Regions from separate parts of the Homo sapiens genome. Here region 2 is linked to region 1. A link is a loop called in an ENCODE intact Hi-C map of the cell type or tissue named here. Cell type or tissue: gastrocnemius medialis. All regions are shown on one strand. Links, peaks and the distances in the headings refer to the core of each region. The heading gives the core; the rest is flanking DNA.

Region 1 (2,912 bases), core at 311-2,810:
GGAAATGAAAGGTGTGGGAACAGGTCTCTGGAGCAGCAGTGTGGAAGACGGGGTACTGGGGCTGGATGGAGTGTGGTGGTGGGGAGGGGAGTCAGGGAGCTGCTGCTTTAAGGCAGGAGTCTTCTTGGCATGGGTCTGTCAACCTCTTCTCTCCCCCGGGTCTGTGCTTCCAAATGCTGGTGCTGTTTGCACACTTGTGTCTTTGGCCTTCACTGGTTCTGCTTAGAATCTCCCTTCCATGGGTATCTACCTGACCATCTGCTCCTCTTCTTTCCAGTCTTCCACTCAACAGGTACTTCGTTAGAGCAGGCCCCCAGGCTGCCCTTACCCATGCCACAACAGCTACCTACTTCCTTGTGTCATCATTGAAGAGCTTGTCTGTTTGAGTTGTGATCGTGTTTGTCTGTCTGCCCTCACCAGCAAACTGAGCTCCCGTGAAGTCAGGGCCAGGTTCATCTGTGCATCGTCAGTGGCTGACAGGTGTAGTGCACAGTCTGTAAATAACAGTGATCATATTGCCGGGCGCGGTGGCTCACGCCTGTAATCCCAGAACTTTGGGAGGCCAAGGTGGGCGAATCACGAGGTCAGGAGATCGAGACCATCCTGGCTAACATGGTGAAACCCTGTCTCTACTAAAAATACAAAAAATTAGCCGGGCGTGGTGGTGGGCGCCTGTAGTCCCAGCTACTCAGGAGGCTGAGGCAGGAGAATGGCGTGAACCCGGGAGGCGGAACTTGCAGTGAGCCGAGATCCCACCACTGCACTCCAGCCTGGGCGACGGAGCGAGACTCTGTCTCAAAAAAAAAAAAAAAAAAAAGATCATATGAATGAAGCACGGTGTGCTCCTGCTGCCTCATCCTGTGGTCTCAGCGTTAAGTCCTTTCCCTTCTTCAGTTTCCTCTTCCCCGCCTGATCAGCACTCACAAGCTTCTTCTGAATGCACTCCTTTCTCTTCATCCCCACTGCCATCTTAACCCCAGACCATCTAGTGAGTATTTATTGAGTGCCTTCTGCATACCTGGTGCTGCTGGGCATGGCAGCCAGGGTGCCCAGGAAGCATGTTCCTGGCCTTTGTTGCTGCAGCCATATACCACGCTCCTGCCAGGCTGCTTTTGACACTTAGATTTTTTTTTTTTTTTTTGAAACGGAGTCTTGCACTCTTGCCCAGGCTGGAGAGCAGTGGCGTGATCTTGGCTCACTGCAACGTCCGCCTCCCAGGTTCAAGTGATTCTCCTGCCTCAGCCTCCCGAGTAGCTGGGACTACAGGCGTCCACCACCACACCTGGCCATTTTTTTGGTATTTTTTAGTAGAGACAGGGTTTGGCCATGTTGCCCAGGCTGGTCTTGAATTCCTGACCCCAGATGATCCGCCCACCTCGGCCTCTCAAAGTGCTGGGATTACAGGCATGAGGCACTGCGCTTGTCCGACACTTATATTTTTTTTGAAAACTTGACAGCATCTCACCCTACACAGAATAAAGTCGCCCTCGCCTCGCCCTCACGGTCCTCCCACATGCTCTTCTGCCTTGCTAAACAGCTTGCCATTCCAGACATATGCCATTCAGTGTCATGACTCCATGTCCCTGTACATGTTGTTCCCATTGACTGGAATTAGCACCTGCCTTCTCCACCTGTCTTGCTTGCCCTCCAAAACAGAGCCAGAGTGCCCCTACTGGAGTCCCTCCTGCACCTCCCAGGCCAAGCTGATGGTGGGTTCACTTGAGCTCTTGCAGTGTATGTCTAAGTTTACAGCATCTGTGGCCACTCTGGCTGTTTACTGATAGGTTTTTCCTGTGAGACTGAATAGGCTTGGCATCTGGTTTATCTTTGTATCCATAGAGCCCGGCATAGAATGCTGACTTGATTTCAAGTCTAGTGTTTTGTATAGTGCACCCTTCCTTATCCTCTGGAAAGTGCCCCCTACCATCTTGGCGATTGTCACTGTCAGTTAAGAACCCAGGCCCAAGCCAGATCTTATCATTTGGGCAGCCGTTGGCATAGCTGCGACTCGAATGACTAGATAGGTTGGGCATGTTAGGCAGCTTTGGTCACCTGACACTCAAAGATTTCAGTTTGACGGTTGGGGGTAGTACTGGCCGGCTTGTTTTTCATTTGTCAAGACGATTGCTGCCCAAGTTCACAAGCAAATGCCACTCAGGTTCTTTTGTGTGTGCTGTGTTGATTTAGTCTCACCCCCTGCTCTGCATTTTTCGATTACTAGCATTGTCACATCCCTTACCTCATTGTACCCACCCAAAGGGGAATCCCTTTGGTATTATTATTTGTTTGTTTGTTTTAGAGGTGGTCTTGCTCTGTTGCCCGGGCTGGAGTACAGTGCATGATCATAGCTCACTACAGCATTGAACTTGTGGGCTCAAGCGATCCTCCTGCCTCAGGTTCCTGGGTAGCTAGGACCATAAGCACGAGCCACCATGCCCAGCTACTCTTTTTATTTTTTTTTGTAGAGACAGGGTCTTCCTATGCTGCCCAGGCTGACTTTGGTGTTTCTGAGATATGAAATAAATGCTCAGTTGGGGTGATTTTTATTTCAAAGGCATCCTTTATCAGTGAAAATATTATCTGTCTATAAATATACATAATATATGTTTGCCTCTGTATTTCTGGAAGGATATACATAAAACTATTAGTAGTCATTGCTTTAGTATTTCTTATTTTAAGTGAAACTCCCTAGTCAGTATTTTTAGACACTTTTTATTATATCCCTTTCTTAATTGTTCATAATTGTTATTCCTAAGCTTTTACAATTTATTTAACAAAAAAAATTGTAGACACAATTTCTGTTTAATGAACTTAAAATCTAAAATAAACACAGAAATTGGCTGGGCACAGTGGCTCACACCTATAATTCCAGCACTTTGGGAGGCCGAGGCAGGTGGATCACCTGAGGTCAG
Region 2 (2,912 bases), core at 89-2,588, 420 kb before region 1:
TGGGTGAACACGCCTGCTACTGGGGAGTACAAAGCTCTCTTTCATGCACACTTTCTAAGGGACTCTAACCATCTTTACTTTTACTAGCCTTGTGCTTGGGTTTACCACATTCCTCTTGGCCCAGGACTACATTCAGAAATCTGGGAAATATAGTCCATAATCACCAGCACTCTTGCTCTGTAGATTATAAGTAGACGAAAGATGAAAGAAAACTGGCAAGCAACTGGGTTCTATAACAGGCATTGCAGGATCATGAGATCCCAGCATTTCCCAAACCCAACAAAATCCACCCTGGGGGGATGTTGTTTTATCATCATTTATATCTAGGAAGAGCCCAGGGTGACCACAGTGAGACTGGCCATCTGGAGGCACGGGGCCTGAGGGCAGACCCACCTATGAGGCATGGAAGTTGGGAGATTTAAACACAGGGGAAAAACAGGTAGGGGCGTGTCTAGCAGTGAAAACAACACTCCAAGAGGCTTGCCAACAGACAATGGGCAGTCCAGGCAGCTAGAGACCAGGTACTCCAAATGCGCCTAAATTACCTAAAGGTTCGACAGGGGAGATAGGACCAGTTAATCATAAACCACTCCAAAACACTGAAAGCATCCAAGGGCCATTTACATAGACAGTCATGGGGCAAAAAGATGAACAAGGGGTCTAAGCTTCCCAATAATCTGCCCTTCTCTCAGGGCAAGTGGCCCTCACGATCAGGCATACAGACTCCCTTGAACTAGGCAGACTGATGGCACATGCACGGGCCCATGGCTTAATTTCTCCTAAGACCCCCAAATCCGTAGCCAGTCTGGAGTCTGGACAAAAGCTGAAGAACCAAGTGAACCTGAAACACTGCTTCTGCGACTGAGACTGAACCAGACCTCAATCTTTCACAGAGACCTTTTCCCTTTCTCCACTGTCAAAAAAAGGCTCTGCTCCACATTCAGCCATCTGCTGCAGGTGGCCGGCAGGAGCAGGACACACTGGCGGACACTCTGCAGTGCGACCAGCCGTGTACCTTGGGCCCTGGGCAGTTACCCTGGGAACAGAAACAAGCGGAGGAAGCACCTGCAATGAGCAGAAGCTCATCTAAGCTCATCTACATCCTTTCCCCAAACAGTACGTTCTAGGCACACATCCACTTAGACAAAGAACACCTCCTTCTTTCCATACAAGAGAGTATGCACACATTCTACAAGAGATCCCCCTTTACAAAAATCTCACATATTAAAATGCCATTGCTCCCCTCCTCCATGAGCGGTGCTCTCAAATCTTGCTTGGAAAAAGACTTTTTCCCACCCCCATCCCCATCATGGTCACTGCAGAGACTGCCTACCCGGACCAGGAAAACCAACAGTCCCTGGTCATCCACTTCATGAGCCAGGCCTCTCCTCAGCATGATAGCCTGAGTGCCACCACAGGCCGGGCCAAGGGGACTGCACAGCCGTGCACAGGCGCTACTCCCCAGAACAAGGGAGGGTCCTGGAAATGCCAGCGCCTGGGAAAAGGAACAGCATTTCCTTCACTGCATCAGTCCAAGGACTCCTGGCAGAATCCACTTCCTGGAATAGCAATAAAGCCGCCATAAAAGCCGAAGGTGCGACACCAGCCCAACAGCAGCCACTAGGTGCCGCAGTCTGGCAGGTGCCACCCTCTGGAGAGAAAATCTGCCAACACAGATTGTAAACAAACGTACCTAAGTGTACATAAATAAGGGCGAAGATCCAAACCTTGTAACACAGGCAACACTTATTTTTGCCCTAAGAAACAATGATAGAATATTTAACTCCATGGTCTCGTACACTGCTGGAGGGAATATAAATTTGGTTTGAAAAAAGCTTTCTGAAAGTTTGCAGTCTGGAAATATATATCAGATGTCTTTAAATCTGTCAGTAAGCTCCGGTCTAGGCATTCTATTTCTAGAAATCCATCCTTTAAAAAAGTCCAAAATGTACAAAGATGTTCATTTCAGCATTCTTACAATATATAAAAACGGGAACAAATTAAATACTCAATGTCAGGGGCACTCGCGAGTCCACCATTAGCCCTATCGCGAAGGATTATACAGCCGCTAACAGGCTGATGGGTAATTTTTAACGGAATGGAAATGCTCGTGACAGAAGGATGCACTATTGAGTATATGTTAACGACCAGTGTATGAAAATTGCGCAGAAAATGGCTGGAAGGAAAACATGACCTATTTTCGTGTCTGTATATTTTTCTACTTTCCAATTATTCCACAATTAGAATGCATTAGGCTTATTTTCATAATAAAGCAATTAAATTTTAGAGTCAGAGGCTACACTGGCTTGAAGGAATCAGGGCAGGCTTCCTGGAGAAGGCTGTATCTAAAATGAGAACTAAGAGACACACAGGACAGCCCGAGAAGAGGGAAGGGCATGGTGACAGGCGAAGGGGCACATGACAGCATGAAGACACTGAGTGCTCTGGTTGGGTTGGCAAATTATCTCCCTGTTATGCAGAGAAAACAACAAACCATGAGCCCTACCATCCCGCAGACATAACTTCCCTCATCAGCCATAGCATTCTTCCAGACTTCTCTACAGCAAGGCACTCCAGGCTGTCGCTACCAAGAAGACAAGCAAGGCTTCATGTGAAATAAACCTATTTGCCATGCTTGCTGCTGTTTCATCACTCCTAGAGTCAATGGAAGTTTTCACTGACATCAAAGCAATGTCCTGGAATGTTAGGGCGTGGAGCACCAGAACCCCACGTGCACACCGTACACCTGTGCTGGCAAATACGTCCAGCAGGGCTGAAACAGCACAAAATGCTTTCCCTTCAAAATCGGGTTCTGAGTGCTCCCCAAAGCATGCCTCGAAAGTCAATTCTCCCATCAGACGCAAATAATTAAATGCACAAACACTTGGTGTTTCTTTCCCTCAGGAAATCTG

The links. Peaks named below come from ENCODE experiments on the same cell type or tissue, not always from the same donor. Only the 100,000 strongest peaks of a DNase experiment are listed, where the experiment ranks them.
Region 2: a loop joins it to region 1, with 4 times the contacts of the local background. A loop is called at or near these places in 1 of 110 quality-filtered maps.

What each region holds. Positions count from the first base shown.
Region 1 is chr7:55,969,186-55,972,097 of GRCh38, forward strand. All of the region lies in intron 1 of NIPSNAP2 (nipsnap homolog 2), which reads left to right. Among named protein-coding and RNA genes, the nearest start is that of NIPSNAP2, 6.1 kb to the left of the region's middle. In gastrocnemius medialis, for the core only: no CTCF peak of the experiment used is centred there; DNase peaks (open chromatin) are centred at 466, 867, 1,606 and 2,046; H3K4me3 peaks cover 964 bases; H3K27ac peaks cover 2,500 bases.
Region 2 is chr7:55,548,621-55,551,532 of GRCh38, forward strand. All of the region lies in intron 1 of VOPP1 (VOPP1 WW domain binding protein), which reads right to left. Among named protein-coding and RNA genes, the nearest start is that of VOPP1, 22 kb to the right of the region's middle. In gastrocnemius medialis, for the core only: a CTCF peak has its summit at 1,615; DNase peaks (open chromatin) are centred at 1,621 and 2,404; H3K27ac peaks cover 2,500 bases.